Linked DNA regions of Homo sapiens: region 1 is linked to region 2. Evidence: read pairs that join two places in POLR2A ChIA-PET (ENCODE). Cell type or tissue: PC-9. All regions are shown on one strand.

What was found. Peaks named below come from ENCODE experiments on the same cell type or tissue, not always from the same donor. Only the 100,000 strongest peaks of a DNase experiment are listed, where the experiment ranks them.
Region 1: POLR2A ChIA-PET joins it to region 2 with 10 read pairs; 5 of 35 experiments call an interaction of 5 or more read pairs at or near these places.

What each region holds. Positions count from the first base shown.
Region 1 is chr6:37,315,201-37,323,200 of GRCh38, forward strand. It overlaps TBC1D22B (TBC1 domain family member 22B), which reads left to right. Exons shown (of 13, transcript NM_017772.4): 11 at 1,503-1,630; 12 at 1,911-2,006. Among named protein-coding and RNA genes, the nearest start is that of RNF8, 35 kb to the right of the region's middle. In PC-9, a CTCF peak has its summit at 97; a DNase peak (open chromatin) is centred at 4,871; H3K27ac peaks cover 1,509 bases.
Region 2 is chr6:37,182,110-37,190,109 of GRCh38, forward strand. No RefSeq gene overlaps it. Among named protein-coding and RNA genes, the nearest start is that of PIM1, 16 kb to the left of the region's middle. RefSeq lists a cis regulatory region at 1,161-1,374. In PC-9, no CTCF peak of the experiment used is centred here; a DNase peak (open chromatin) is centred at 7,842; H3K27ac peaks cover 918 bases.

The sequences.
Region 1 (8,000 bases), 130 kb after region 2:
TGGAATAGTGGATTTTTAAGTATATATATCTTGGATGTTTCTTTGCATTGTAGAAGTAATACTTCCTCATTAAAAAAATTTAAACAGGCTGGGGACGGTGACTCACACCTGTAATCCCAGCCGAGGCAGGAGGATCACTTGAGCCCAGGAGTTCAAGACCAGCCTGGGCAACATGGTGAGACCCCATCTCTACAAAAAATTTAAGAAGTAGCTGGGCATGGTGGCACACGACTGTAGTCCCAGCTACTCAGGAGGTTGAGATGGAAGGATCACTCGAGCCCAGGAGGTCAAGGCTACAGTGAGCCAAGATCGCACCACTGTATTCCAGCCAGGGTGATAAGGTAGGAATCCTTCCTCTCCTTAAATTCTTCTCCCCAGAAATAACTTGTTTTTTGAGATGGAGTCTTGCTCTGTCGCCCAGGCTAGAGTGCACTGGTGCGATCTTGGCTCACTACAGCCTTGACCTCCTGGCTCAAAGGATCTTCCCACCTCAGCCTCCTGAGTTGCTGGAATTATAGGTGCGCACCATGACGCCTGGCCAATTTTTGTATTTTCAGTAAAGACAGGCTTTTGTCATGTTGCCTAGCCTGGTCTTGAGCTCCTGGGCTCAACACTCCGCCCACCTCGGCCTCCCTAAGTGCTGGGATTACAGGTGTGAGCCACAGCACCTGGCCATAACCATTGTTAATAGTTCTTCTTTCAAGAATTGTTTGAAATATTTACCACATTCCAGGTGCCATTGTAAGCACTTTACTTGTGTGTTCTCATTTATCTTCCCTGAAACCCTCTGAGGTGTGAATGATTATTCCCATTTTATAGGGTAGGAAACTGAGGACAGTAATTTAGAAAACAATCCCACTAAGCATTATTTGGAGAGCTGTCCTGTGGAACAGCAATCAGGTTTGTTTGGGCTTGCCTGAGAATATCACACGAACACCAAAGGGTGGGAGTGAGGAGGCAGCTGGTTTTGTTGAATATGGTGAAGCGCTTTCTGGTGAATCACTTCATACATCAGTGGAAGAGGCTTCCCTTGAGTGGAGTTTGTGAGCCCCTTTCGCTGGCAGTGTTCACATCCCTGCTGGCTAGCCATCTGGCGGGGATGCTGAAGAGGAGTTCCTCGCCAGTAGGAGGGTGGCCAAGGTGACCTCCATGGTTCTTTTCAGTTCTGGCTTCTTCTCTGATGAGTACTAAGGTTGAGCAGCCAAGTGAACCTCATTATCCTCTGCTTTGTGGCCAGAGCGGCCCCACAAAGGAAGCGGGGCTCCTAGAACATCACTGGGGGATGTTAAAATAGTTCTGTCTGCTGGGCTGAGTTAACCATGCAGTGTTGCTGTGAGATGATGGAATCAAACATAAAGGACAGTCAGATGGCTGTCTGCCTCCTCTGTGTCTGCTTACCCATGGGAGGGGGCAGTAAGAAGTGGGAGCTGCTATTTTGGCTCCTGTGGCCCTTTCAGGGTCCAGTCCCCTAGGTTGATCCCCAATGATGCTTCCTGTTTCAGAGCAGGTACATAATCACTTCAGGAGGTACGAGGTAGAATACCTGCAGTTTGCCTTCCGCTGGATGAACAACCTGCTTATGCGGGAGCTTCCTCTTCGCTGCACCATCCGCCTGTGGGACACATATCAGGTAGGAGGGATTCCCCGGCCTCTCTGTGCCAGGCTGTCTCTGAGGTGTCCAGCTCTCTGCCATGTTGTGGAATGTAGCTGCTTAGAAGCTTCCCCTTCTCCTCTTTTCTACTTCCATGTCTGCTTTAGCCTCAGGGCAGGGCCTTTGCTAAGTCTCTTCAGAACTCCATCTCCCCAACCGTGAAAGAGTTTCCCACCTCCCAGAAGGAATGGAACTGAGAGGACCAGAGCTGAATCTTTGTCAGGGCTGGGAGACCTAACTCTATTTTTCTGCTTCCCAGTCTGAACCAGAAGGGTTCTCCCACTTTCATCTCTACGTGTGTGCAGCCTTCTTGATCAAGTGGAGGAAAGAGATCTTGGATGAGGAGGATTTTCAGGTGAGTGGCCAAGAGCTTAGTGTGGGCAGGGAATGAACATTAGAATGGGAGTTAGCCCCTCAGTGGGCAGTGCAGACAGAAGGTGCCATAGCAGGTACCTGGCTGGGAGTAGGAAGGGAGAAGGGGTGCTCTGAAGGGGTCGTCCCTCTTAGTTGGCAGGAAGTCACTGGAGCCCAGGGGTTCTTCAGTGTGAGAAGGGTGTTTGTGCCAGAATGGCTGCAGAGTGACTGGGCAGGCCTAAGAGATCTTTCAGTCATTCACTGACAAGCATTTATTGAATGCTTGCTACATGCCAGCACTGTCAAAGACAAAGGCTATATTAAGAAGTGAAACAGAGAGGTCTCTGTTCTCATAAAGCTTACGTACTCTGATAGTTGTGGGGAGACATACAGTAAATAACATCATAGTAAATAGTAAATTGAAAAGAATGTAAAGGTGCTAAGAAATAATATTTTTTTAAAAAGTAGAGCAGGGTAAAGGTTTTATTAGGTGGTAGAGAAGGGACAGGTTGCAATTTCGAATAAAGTAGTCTTGATAGGTTCACTGAGAAGGTAACATCTGAGCAAAGACCTGGGGAAGGTGAAGGAGCAAGCCACGTGGACATCAGCAGGAAGAGTGTCTAGGCAGAGGAAACAGCCAGTGCAGGGGCCTCAGGCAGCAGCATGCCTGAGCTATGGAAGGAATCATGACGGTCACTGGTGTGGCCTGGAGCAGAGTGATCCAAGGGAAGAATAGGAAGAGGTGAGGTCAGAGGAGTCACAGGGACCCAGATCACAGAGGACTTTGTAGCCACTGTAAGAACTTTGGCTTTTACTCTGAGTGGAAGAGGAACTCTAAGAGCCATGAGTAGAGGAGAGTGGCACAATCTGACTTAGTTTCAGTAGGGCCACCCTGGCTTCTATGTAGACTGTAGGTGTGGGCAAGAGTGGAAGCAGAGACCACCCAGGATGCTACTGTAATCCTCCAGATGAGACATGAAGGTGGTAGGACCTGGATAGTGACAGTGGAGGTGTGAGAAGTGGCCAGATTTTGGATCTGTTTAGTAAGTAGAGCCAACAAGATTTCCTGATGAATTGGGTGTAGAGTACAACAGAAAGGGGTGAGTCTGGATGGCTTTACAGTTTATGGAGAAGGCTACAGGATGGCTTTATGGTTTATGGAGAAGGCTACAGTGGGGACAGCAAGAGTCCAGCTTCAGCCATATTGGATTTGAAGTACCATTAGACGTCTAAATAGAGATGCAGACTAGGCAAATATATCTTGAGTTTGGAGTTTGAAAGAGAGATCTGGACTGGACCTATAAATTTAGGAGCCTTTGCCTAGATGCTGCTTAAAGCCGACACACTGGATGAGATCCCTAAGGAAGTAAGGATGGACAGAGAAGGGGACCAGGGCCCAGCCTTGACACACTCTTATATGACTACATGAAGAGGTCAGGGAGCAGAGGTGGCTGAGAGGGGATGACCAGCAAGAGTACAGCCTCCTGGAACCCCTGGGTGGGGGTGCTTCAGAGTCCCTATGTAGAAAACTCAAGAAGGGCCTATGTTAGGTGGTGGGTAGGCTAGGAGCTGTTCCAGGGTCAGGGAAATAAGGATTGAGGAGATTGTCAGGCTCTCCAGAGAGAATCATTAGGGTTGGGGGTGGCGAGTGTATTGCTTTTATGCTTTGCACGTTTCTGAACTGAGAGGTTTTTTGGTTTGTTTGTTTTTAATAGGTATATACCTCTTTTAAAAGCAGGGGGAAAAGCCAGAGAAAGTTGAATGCTTTTCTAAGTTCTAACTAATAACATAGATGTTCTGAAGAGTGGCAGCGTCTCCATGTGATCCCTGAGCATTACCACTCTGTGATTGGTGTTAGGGGGCAAAAGAACAGAAGACTATTTAGTAGATAGATGGAAAGACAGGACCCAGCTTGCCCAAGTAAGGGCTTTGGAAGAAAAAGGAGAGCAGATGCATTGACTTCTGTGAGTAGATGCTAGCCATGGTGCCGAGGCTTCAGGCCACTGATTAAGAACCATGGCTTCTGCCAGTGAGCAGCATGTGTGGCATTCCAGGATAAATGAGGACAAGGGGCTGGAATGGCTGTATGCTGGGATGAGCTATCCATTTGGATAATGTGGTTGAGGTGGAGCCGGATAGTAAGAGCATGAAGTTTAATTTAGTTATCATGAGCCAGGCTCAGAGCTTTGCCATATGTGATAAAAGTGCTTCCCAGATCAGCTCAGGGAGGTGCAGATGATTCCTGGAATGGCTTTTAGCAGTTCACAATATCGGCAGAACAGAGGACAATACTCTGTGACTTTACAGCTATGTTAATCCTAGAGATATTCTTTACTGGGTAGCATTTTCAATTATCTGGTAGGTCTGAGGCCTTTTGGCAATACCCAACAGAACAGCATTGGAGGCTATTGTCTGCTGCTGTATTAACACCTCGATTAATCCTGTTTGTGGAAGAGTCTCACATCTTTCTTTTAGACAAAATAGAATGGGCGATTAAACTGGATAAGGTGAAAAGTTCCTCCCACCTCCATAGTTCTAAAATTCTATGAATGATAAAAGAAGAAAATGTGCCTGGGTGTTAGGCTAGACAGGCAGTGTCCTTTAGGAGACAGAATCATGGCAGAGGTGTGAGGAACAAGGGCACAAAGCATTGTGTAAGGTTGTGAACTGTTGGGTGTGACTTTTGCAGAGAAAGTAGGCACATGTATCCTAACTGCTGAAGGGCTGCTTGTAGTGAAATCACTGTGAAGGAAGCTCTGTAGATGAATACAGGTATTGTAAAAAACCAAACATGTCCAGCCTAGGAGAGAAGTTTTAGGGCTAAAAGCCACGTTAAGTGACTCAGAGAAAAACCAGCTGAAGTGGTTACAGAAATAAAAGTGGTAGTTGCAGCAGTTTTAGCAGACCAGCAAACTGGTTACACTTGAAGAACAGGGAAAAAGAGCCAGATATAAAGGGAGCCAGTAAGGGGTTCAGAGAGGAAGCAGATATCTTCCTGTCAAGGTTAGGGACTGTGCAGAGTAGTACAGTGGTTAAACCATGGTCTTTGGAGCCAGACTGCCTGGGGTCGGATCCCAGCTCTCACACTTTCCTAAACATGCAGCTGTAAGTAAGTAACTTGTTTCTCTGTGCCTCCGTTTTCTTATCTATAAATGGGGCAATAGTACCTACCTCCTTGGGCTATGATGAGAATAAAGAAACAAATACATGTGAGACAGTTAGAATAGTGTACTTGATATATAGACCTCGAAACAGTGAGCTTATTATCATTAATATTAATACTTCCTTTAGTGTATTCACGAGTCCTGGAAGCAATGAGGCGAGCTTTAAAAACCCACTTTTCTAATTAAGTGGTTTTTAACATAATGAGTAAACCATACAAGGTTCATACTGAGGGAAACTGGTTTGGAGAGGAGGCATCAGAGTACACAGGGGCAAAGGGCTGGGTCCCAGCTGCGACAAAAGCCCCCAGCAGGAAGGGTGCGTGCTTCTCCCTGGCCAAGCAGTTGTCTAGGGCCGCTGCCTGGCAGAGAGGACCAAAAACTGACAAAGGAGATCACACTGAGAGGTTTCCTTCCTGAGACCGCTGGGCAAAGGAGCCTGAGGCACATTTGCACATAGTACTCTGGGAGCAGAATGGCTGGATCCTCCGGGCCCGTGGCAGCTTGAAATGCGAGCTGCCAGCAGAGCTGGGCCAAAGCCTCTTTTGTGGTAGGTGGGGACTCTTGACAATTCCTGCCCTCAGCCTGGGCTAGTGTAATAGAATCATAATAATATGTTAGGTTGAATCATATGCAGTTGTTTTTGTAGATTAAAATGGTTGAATATTGGCAATTTCGTGAGGCTCAATCTAATAGCAGCTAATTCTTAGCACTTTGAATATACAGGCACTATTCTAAATGTTTTCCTGTGTTAATTCATTTCATCCTTGCAACAATCCTACAAGGTAGGCTATAATACCCCATTTTACAAATGGGGAAACTGTCATAGCAAGATTTTTTTTTTTTAAGTAACCAGGCCAAGGTCACCTGAGTGAGTGATAGAGGCCTGGAATCCACTCTCTGAACCACTGTGCTTTGCTGCCTGTCAGTCCCAGGCCTGCCAGATGCTTCCTGGAGCTCTTGAGCTAAACTTACATGGTGGCTGTTCCCAGGCAAGGATCTGCTTAGGTTTCCACCTCCCTCAAGATTTCTTCTTCCCCATCTCTCCCCCTACATTGGAGGTTGCTAGCAGGCTTTCTTCTCACAAAGAAACATTTAGCAACAACAACAAAAACTTGTTGTTTTAAAACTGAAAAAGAATTCCTCCCAGGGTCTTCCTTGTGACCTCCTCCTATTCTGGCTTCTGGGTTTTTCTCCTTCCACTGCCAGAAAGATCTGTGATCTCCTGCTGCCCTTTCATGCTCTCCCTCCAAGTGGCCTGAAATCACCTAACACACATCCCTGGGGAAAGCAGAGGCTCTAATGCTCCAGGGTGGACTGCAGCAGGGAGCCCCCAGGGCTGGTGCAGGTTATGGGTGAAGAGCAGCTCTGGGCCTGTCTGTGGAGTCCTAGAGCCTGCTTGGGCCCTTGTGGAGCTCTCAGGCTTCTGTTAGATCAGTGGCTGGGGAGGCCGTGTTGACTGGGGAGGAGCATGAGTCTCTGAGACACAAGAAGTGTTCTCTGTTTTCATCTGGGTGGTGGTTAATTGGGTGTGTACTTATGTAAAAAGTCATCAACCTGCATGCTTAAGATTTATGTCATGAGTCCACCCTCAAAAGGTTGGGAGGAAAGTAAATGGTGGAGACAATGTAAGAGCGCTCGAACCTACCTACCAAATAGACAAATAGATGTTTTCTACCCATTTTGATGTGGGTCATTTTTACATAATCACAATTCATTACCACCATGTACAGTTGTGTACTACTAAGGAAGTGAATGGAGCTTCTGTTACCCAGCAGTGAGCCTGAAGAGGACTGTATCTGCCCAGAGGACAGGGCCATCTGGGCTAGCAATAGGAGGCCTGTCAGGGCCTCCTGTTGCCACTCTGGTCCTAGAAAAAGGAATTAAGAGGCCAGGCACGGTGGCTTATGCCTGTAATCCCAGCACTTTGGGAGGCCACGGCAGGCAGATCACCTGAGGTCAGGAGTTCAAGACCAGCCTGGCCAACGTGGTGAAACTCCGTCAGCCAGGTGTGATGGCACACACCTGTAATCCCAGCTACTCGGGAAGCTGAGGCAGGAGAATCGCTTGAACCTGGGAGGCGGAGATTGCAGTGAGCCGAGATCGTGCCAGTGCACTCCAGCCAGGGCAGCAAAGTGAGACTCTGTCTCAAAAAAAGAAAAAGAAAAAGGAAGTAAGCAAAGGGAACTTTTGAGGGAACAAGGCTGGAGCCTGTGAGTGCTGAGAGACCTGCTATCCCCATAGGTGTTTGTAATAAAAACATGTTTTTATTCCCAACACCCATTGGCAGAATATGCCATCAAGGCAGGTTGCAGTTGTCAGACTTGGGGAAGACTTCCCAAAGCAGATTAATGTCAGACCTCGGGACAGGAACTGGTTGAGTGAGTTCTGTGATGAGGAAAGGCGTGACAAGCCCCCTGTGGTCAGTGCAGCACCACATAATTACAACCCAAAACCAAGGGGTTACAACGGGGAGCAGGGGAACACCTCCAGAAGTCAAAAATTCACTGCACGTGTAGACGAGCATGAGCTGTGCCCAGTTGTGGGCACTTAGATGAGCAGCAGGCAGAAACTCTGTACAGAATAAAGCAACCCATAGGAGGCCTGAAAACTGACTCTAGGATAATATTTCTATGAAGAGCGTGTGCCTGAGTCAGAGGGGACAGGCGCCTGAGCAAATACCTGGTCACTCTATTCTAAAAAGTCATCTCGGGAAAGCAGCAGCAGCAGCAGCAGCAGCGAAGCCCAGAACATGGGAGCCCAGGAAGATGTCAGCAGGCGCCAGCAAGGCCTCAGAGGGCTCAGGATGGAATTTGAGAAGCACCATGCAGGGC
Region 2 (8,000 bases):
CCCAAGTAGCTGGGACTACAGGCACCCACCACCACGCCCGGCTAATTTTTTTTTTTTTTTTTTTTGGTATTTTTAGTAGAGACGGAGTTTCACCATGTTGTCCAGGATGGTCTCAATCTTTTGATCTTGTGATCTGCCCGCCTTGGCCTCCCAAAGTGCTGGGATTACAGGCATGAGCCACCACGCCCGGCCTGATAACTCTTAACCTAGTGCCAGGCATGTAGTAGTTCCTTAGTGATAATAGCTAACATACAGTACCTACTATGTGCCCAGCACTATTCTGCATGCTTTGCATGCATTAACTTATTTATCCTTAAAACAACTCTATGACACTATTGGAAAGTACAGGGGGAAACACTGTTATTTGTTTTATTTTATTTTATTTTATTTTGTATTTTTATTTATTTATTTTTTTTTGAGACAGTCTCGCTGTATTGCCCAGGCTGGAGTGTAATGGCGCGATCTCAGCTCACTGAAATTTCTGCCTCCTGGGTTCAAGCGATTCTCCTGCCTCAGCCTTCTGAGTGGCTGGGATTACAGGTATGTGCTATCACGCCCAGCTAATTTTTGTATTTTTTTTTAGTAGAGACTGGGTTTTGCCATGTTGGCCAGGCTGGTCTCAAACTCCTGACCTCGGGTGATCCACCCGCCTCAGCCTCCCAAAGTGCTAGGATTACAGGCATGAGCCACTCCGCTCTGCCTATTTTATTGTTTTAGAGATGAGGGTCTTGTCATGTTGCCCAGGCTGGCCTCAAAATCTTGGCCTCAAGCAATACTCCTGCCTCAGCCTCCTGAGTAGCTGACTGTACAGGTACATGCCACCTAGCCCGGCTTGATGCAGTTATGTATCCACATTTCACAGATGGGGATAACAGATGTGCAGAGCAGTAAATTTCATGTCAAAGGCCACATATTAGGTAGTGGTCAGGTCAGAATTTGGACCTAGGCCATCTGTGGTTCTATGGTCATCCAGACTCCGCGATCTTGGCTCACTGCAAACATTTGTGTGGATTAGCCACCTCAAGGTCCCTTCAGGGCCCAGGATCTGGAGGTGAGAATGGTTCTTCCCCAGACTCCAGAGTTGGGTAAGCCATTCTGTTCTGTGGAAATAGTCATTATGAACTCCTGTAAACTATCTTTCACTTGGGCCTGGCTGGGGAGGAAGAGTTGGAGGCTGAAAAGGGAGAAGAAAGGGGACCCGGGGGGGTTGGGGTGGGGCAGGGGCACATTTCTTGTAAATGTTGCTCAGCTCCTTCAACTGCTGTGCTGGTTCTTGGAAACCTTCACCACAAAAGACCTATCAAGAACAGTGTTAAAAAAGATATGGCCTCATCCCCCAGTTCATTTCCTGCCCAGCCTTGCACTACTAACCCCGATTGCCAAGAGCAAGGTTGCAGTGTCCCCTCAGCAGTGCTGTGGGAGGAAGTGCAAAAATAAGCAGAACTAGGGGCAAGACCAGAGGACTGTCTTTATTTTTATTTATTATAACAGGACATCCGATGTACAGAAGTGGATTCATCATAATCCTTGGCTCATCGTATATTCTCATCCTTGGTCCAAGAATGGTCTTTTGTTTATATATATATATATATATATATATATATATATATATTTTTAAATCGGAGTCTTGTCACCCAGGCTGGTATGCAATGACGTGATCTCGGCTCACTGTAACCTTCACCTCCCAGGTTCAAGTAATTCTCCTGGTTCAGCCTTCCAAGTAGCTGGGATTACAGGCGCCTGCCACCACGCCCGGCTAATTTTTTGTATTTTTAGTAGAGACAGGTTTCGCAATGTTGGCCAGGCTGATCTCGAACTCCTGACCTCAGGTGATCCACCTGCCTCGGCCTCCCAAAGTGCTGGGATTACAGGCGTTAGCCACCGCATCTGGCCCGTTATTATTATATTTTATCATACTGGGTAGTGAATCCACCACCCAGCTCAAAAAACAGAATATTAACAATGACATCCATCTATCTATATGATCCTCTCTTAGTCCATTTCTTACCTCCCCCAGATACAACCCACTGTCCTAAATTTTGTGTTTGGCATTCTCTTACTTTATATTTTATTTATTTATTTTGAGACAGAGTCTCACTCTTGCCCAGGCTGGAGTGCAGTGGCATGATCTTGGCTCACTGCACCCTCATCTTCCTGGGTTCAAGCGATTCTCCTGCCTCGGTCTCCGAAGTAGCTGAGATTACAGGCATGTGCCACCATGATTTTTGTATGTTTAGTAGAGACAGGGTTTCACCATGTTGGTCAGGCTGGTCTTGAACTCCTGTCCTCAGGTGATCTGCTCGCCTCAGCCTCCCAAATTGCTGGGATTACAGGCATAAGCCACCATGCCCGGCTTATTTATTTATTTACTTTGAGCTTGTCACCCAGGCTGGGGTAGTCGCGCAATTGAGGCTCACTGCAGCCTCAAATTCCTGGGCTCAAGTGATCCTCCTGCCTCAGCCTCCCAAGAAGCTGAGACACAGACATGTTGCCACCACACCTTGCTAATTTTTTTTTTTTTGAGATGGAGTCTTGCTCTGTCGCCTCGGCTGGAGTGCAGTGGCACAATCTAGGCTCACTGCAAGCTCCACCTCCTGGGTTCACGCCATTCTCCTGCCTCAGCCTCCCGAGTAGCTGGGACTACAGGTGCCCACCACCACGCCTGGCTAATTTTTTTGTATTTTCTAGTACAGACAGGGTTTCACCATGTTAGCCAGGATGGTCTCGATCTCCTGACCTCGTGATCCGCCCGCCTCAGCCTCCCAAAGTGCTGGGATTACAGGCGTGAGCCACCGTGCCCAGCCCACCTTACTAATATTTAAATTTTTTGTAGAGATGGGTGTCTCACTATGTTGACCAAGTTGTTCTTGAATTCCTGGCCTCAAGCAATCCTCCAAACTCAGCCTCCCAAAGTGCTGGGATTACAGGCGTGACCACTGTGCCCGGCTAACTTTTAAAATTTTTTATAGAAATAGGATTTTGCAATGTTGCCCAGGCTGGTCTCAAATTTCTGGGCTCAAGTGATTCACCCGCCTCGGCCTCCCAAATTGTTGGGATTACGGATGTGAGGTACTGCACCTGGCTAACAGCATAGCAGCATTCTTTCACTTTAAAATAACATTTTATTTTATAGGTATGTATCCCTAAATTATGGAGTATTTAGTATTTTTATTTTGTCTTATTTTATTTCATTTCATTTTTAGATGGAGTCTCGTTCTGTCGGCCAGGTTGGAGTGCAGTGGTGCGATCTCGGCTCACTGCAAACTCTGCCTCCCGGGTTCAAGTGATTCTCCTGCCTCAGCCTCCCGAGTAGCTGGGATTATAAGCATGCGCCCCAACGCCCTGCTATTTTTTGCATTTTTAGTAGAGATGTGGTTTCACCATGTTAGCCAGGCTGGTCTCAAACTCCTGACCTCAAGTGATCCACCAGCCTGGGCCTCCCAAAATGCTGGGATTATAGGTGTGAGCCACTTGTGCCCGGCCAATTGTTTTTTAATTTTTAATTTTTGGGGTACATAGTAGGTGTAAATATTTATGGAGTACAGGAGATGTTTTGACACAGGCATGCAATGTGTAATAATCACATCATGAAGAATGGGGTATACATCTCCTCAAGCATTTATCCTTTGTGTTACAAACAATCCAATTATGCTCTTGTAGTTATTTTTAAATGTACACTTCAATTATTATTGACTATAGTCACATTCATTGTTTCTATTTTTTTTTTTTGTACCCATCAACCATCCTCTCTTCCCTACCAGGGTCCCACTATGTTTCCCAGCCTCTGGTTACCATTATTCTACTCTCTGTCCATGAGGTCAATTGTTTTGATTTTTAGAATTCCCAGATAAATGAGAACCTCAATGTTTGTCTTTCTGTGCCTCGTTTATTTCACTTAGCGTAATGACCTCCCATCCCATCCATTTTGTTGCAAATGACAGGATCTCATTCCTTTTTACGGCTGAATAGTACTCCATTGTGTATATGTACCACATTTTCTTTATCCATTCATCTGTCAATGGACACTTAGGTTGCTTTCAAATCTTGGCTATTGTGAACAGTGCTGCAACAAACATGAAAGTGCAGATATCTCTTCGACACACTGATTTCCTTTCTTTGGGGTATATACCCAGCAGTCAGATTGCTGGATCATATGATAGTTCTATTTTTGGTTTTTTGAGGAACTTCCAAACTGTTCTCCATAGTGGCTGTACTAATTTACATTTCTACCAACAGCGTAGGAGGGTTCCTTCCCTTTTCTCCACATCCTCACCAGCATTCATTATTGCCTGTCTTTTGGATAAAAGCCATTTTAACTGGGGTGAGAAGATATCCCACTATAGTTTTGATTTGCATTTCTCTGATGATCAGTGATGTTGAGCACCTTTTCACATGCCTGTTTGCCATTTGTATGTCTTCTCTTGAGAAGTGCCTATTCAAATCTTTTGCCCATTTTTAATCAGATTATTGGATTTTTTCCCTATTGTTTGAGCTTCTTATATGTTCTGGTTTTTAATCCCTTGTCAGGTGGGTAGTTTGCAAATATTTTCGCCCATTCTCTGGGTTGTCTTTTCACTTTGTTACTTTGTTGATTGTTTCCTTTGCTGTGCAGAAGCTTTTTTTTTTTTTTTTTAATTGAGACGGAGTCTTACTCTGTCACCCAGGCTGGAGTGCAGTGGCTCGATCTAGGCTCACTGCAACCTCCGACTCCTGGGTTCAAGCGATTCTCCTGCCTCAGCCTTCCGAGTAGCTGGGATTACGGGTGCGTGCCACCATGCCCGGCTAATTTTGTATTTTTAGTAGAGATGGGGTTTCTCCATGTTGGTCAGGCTGGTCTCGAACTCCTGACTTCAGGTGACCCACCCGCCTTGGCCTCCCAAAGTGCTGGAATTACAGGCATCAGCCACCACCCCTGGCTCACCTCCTTCTCTTCTTTCCTATTTAAACTTGGGTGTCTTTCCCCTTTTTCACTGCTAAGCCCTCTGTGGTGGTCAGGATCTTGGCAGGAGACAGACAGCCAGCTCAAATGGCCAGCTCAAATCGAGTAATGTAAGGAGAGCATAAAAAAGCACTCCAAGGGGGCAGTGCTGTACCCTGGGGCGCATTCCTTCCCTGGGGCCTGGGGTGGGGGCCGGGGGGCTACAGGAGGGAGCAGGGACCAGAGCTGGGGGCTCTGCATACGTGTCCAGAAGGCTGCCTGACAAGAGCTGTGACCTTCCTTTGAGAAATCAGCCTGTATAACCCAACCCTGTGGGAGCCACCCTCTCATCTCCCAGCAGGGCCTCCCATTGAACCAACTGGAAGCCAGAAGGCAGGGAGTCTGGGGTGCTGCAGTCTGCGTAGTTCCCTCTCTAGGGCAGGGAGCAGCTCCTGGGAGGCCAAGGAGACACCCAGCACCGCTGCTTTCCCCTCATGACTAATTCCTGGAACTCCAGCACCGAGCTCGCTCCTGAGCTCCAGGCCTCCCAGATACCCCTGCCCAGGGGCTCCCAGACACCGGGTCACTCAGTACCATTGTGTGCTGGAGGGAAGACACCCCCAACTCTGAACCCCACCCTGCCACAACTCGCCTTTCAGCTCCACTCAGGAAGTGCCTGAGAGACACAGATGCTCACGTATTTCTAAGTGAAAATACATTTTTTTAGTTCTGCTTATAAAAAAGGCACATGTTTTTTTATAAAAATAATAATATAAAGTGAATTAAAGTTATGTGATGTAATCCTACCACCCCAGAGAGAAATACTTTGAGTATGTCCAGACTCTCTCTCTCTCTCTCTCTCTCTCTGTGTGTGTATTTTTTCTTTCTTTCTTTCTTTTTTTTTTTTTTTTTTTAGTAGAGATGGGGTCTCACTCTGTTGCCCAAGCTGGTCTTGAACTCCTGGTTTCAAGTGATCCTCCTACTTCACCCTCCCAAAGTGCTGGAATTATAGGCATGAGCCACCACACGAGCCAGAGCTTGTATTTTTAGTAACCTTTTCCCACTTAACAAAGTGCTGTTGGTATGTTTCCATTTCAAGAACTATGGACAAACACAATCATTTTGATATGGCCATAATGTGGATGTACATAATTAATTTTGGTAATTTCCTGGGAGCCAAATGATAAGAACTTATGAACACAAACAAGGAAACAGCAGGCCGGGCGCGGTGGCTCACGCCTGTAATCCCAGCACTTTGGGAGGCCGAGGCGGGTGGATCACCTAAGATCAGGAGTTCAAGACTAGCCTGGCCAACATGGCGAAACCTTGTCTCTTCTAAAAATATAAAAATTAGCCCGGCGTGGTGGTGGGCACCTGTAATCCCAGTTACTCGGGAGGCTGAGGCAGGAGAATTGCTTGAATCCAGGAAGAGGAGTTTGCAGTGAGCCAAGGTCGCGCCACTGTACTCCAGCCTGGGTGACAGAACAAGACTCTGTCTCAAAAAAAAAGGAAACAGCAGGCATTGGGATCTACTTGAGAGGGGAGGGTGAGAGGATGGAGAGGAGCTGAAAAGATAACTATTGGGTACTAGGTTTATTACCTGGGTGATGAAATAATCTGTACAACAACCCCCCACGACACGTGTTTACCTATGAACAAACCTTCACATGTATCCCCAAACCTAAAATAAAAGTTAAAAAAATAATTAATTTTGGTAATTTCCAAAATTCCACCATTTTATATATAAAATGCTCCATTAATAGACAGGGCTTTGGGCAGAGATTATTGCCTATACAGATATGTATTATCCTTTTCTTCCTTGGTGATAGACTTCTAATTTTTATTTTTAAAATTATTTTATTATTACATTTATTTTATTATTAAATTAAATAGTAATTTGTTATTATTACTCTTTTAGAGACACAGTCTTGTTCTGTCACCCAGGCTAGAGTGCAGTGGTACAATCATAGCTCACTGTAACCTTGAACTCCTGGGTTCTAGTGATCATTTTGCCTCAGCCTCCTGAGCAACTGGGACTATAAGCACAGGCTACTATGCCCAGCTAATTTTTTAAATTTTTTGTAGAGATGGGGTCTTGCTGTGTTGCCCAGGCTGGTCTCAAACTCCTTACCTTAGGCAGTCCTCCTGCCTTGGCCTCCTAAAATGTTGGGATTACAGGTGTCAGTCCCTGCACTCAGCCAAAGTTTTATTTTTATTTATTTATTTATTTACTTTAGAACCTCTTATGTTTAGCAAGTCGTGAGTCCTTCCTTAAGAATAAACAGGAAATTCCTCAGATTCTCTTGCAGCTAGCTTTGGACACATGACAAAGTTAAGGCCAATGAAATGAAAGCAAAAATGTTCTGGTGCAGATTCCAGAAAAGTTCCTTCAAAGACAGAGGGAAACAGGAGCTATTATGAGAAGGCAGTAGTGGAAGTGGGGGAGAAAACTTGCTGAGTAGAAAAAAAGTGGCTCCTGGCCGGGCACAGTAGCTCACACCTGTAATCCCAGCACTTTGGGAGGCCAAGGCAGACGGATCACCTGAGGTCAGGAGTTCGAGGCCAGCCTGACCAACGTGGTGAAATCCCATCTCTACTAAAAATATAAAAATTAGCTGGACATGGTGGCAGGTGCCTGTAATCCCAGCCACTCGGGAGGCTGTGGCTGAGACAGGAGAATCGCTTGAGCCTGGTAGGCAGAGGTTGCAGTGAGCCATGATCGCGCCATTGCACTCCAGCCTGGGCAACGAGAGTGAAACTCCACCTCAAAAAAAAAAAAAAAAAAGAGAAAGAAAAAAAGTGGCTCCCTCAGGCCCTACATTAATCTGAGCTGTCACCATGATCACCTTGTTTTGTGACAAGCTTTTTTTTTTTTTTTTGACACAGGGCCTCACTCTGTCACCCAGGCTGGAGTGCAGTGGTGCAATCATGGCTTATTCCAGCTTCAACATCCTGGTCTCAAGCAATCCTCCTGACTCAGCTTCCTCATAGCTGGGGCTACAGGCACACATACCACGCCTGACTAATTTTTATAAATTTTTTTGTAGAGGTGGAGTCTTGTTGTATTGCCCAGGCTGGTCTT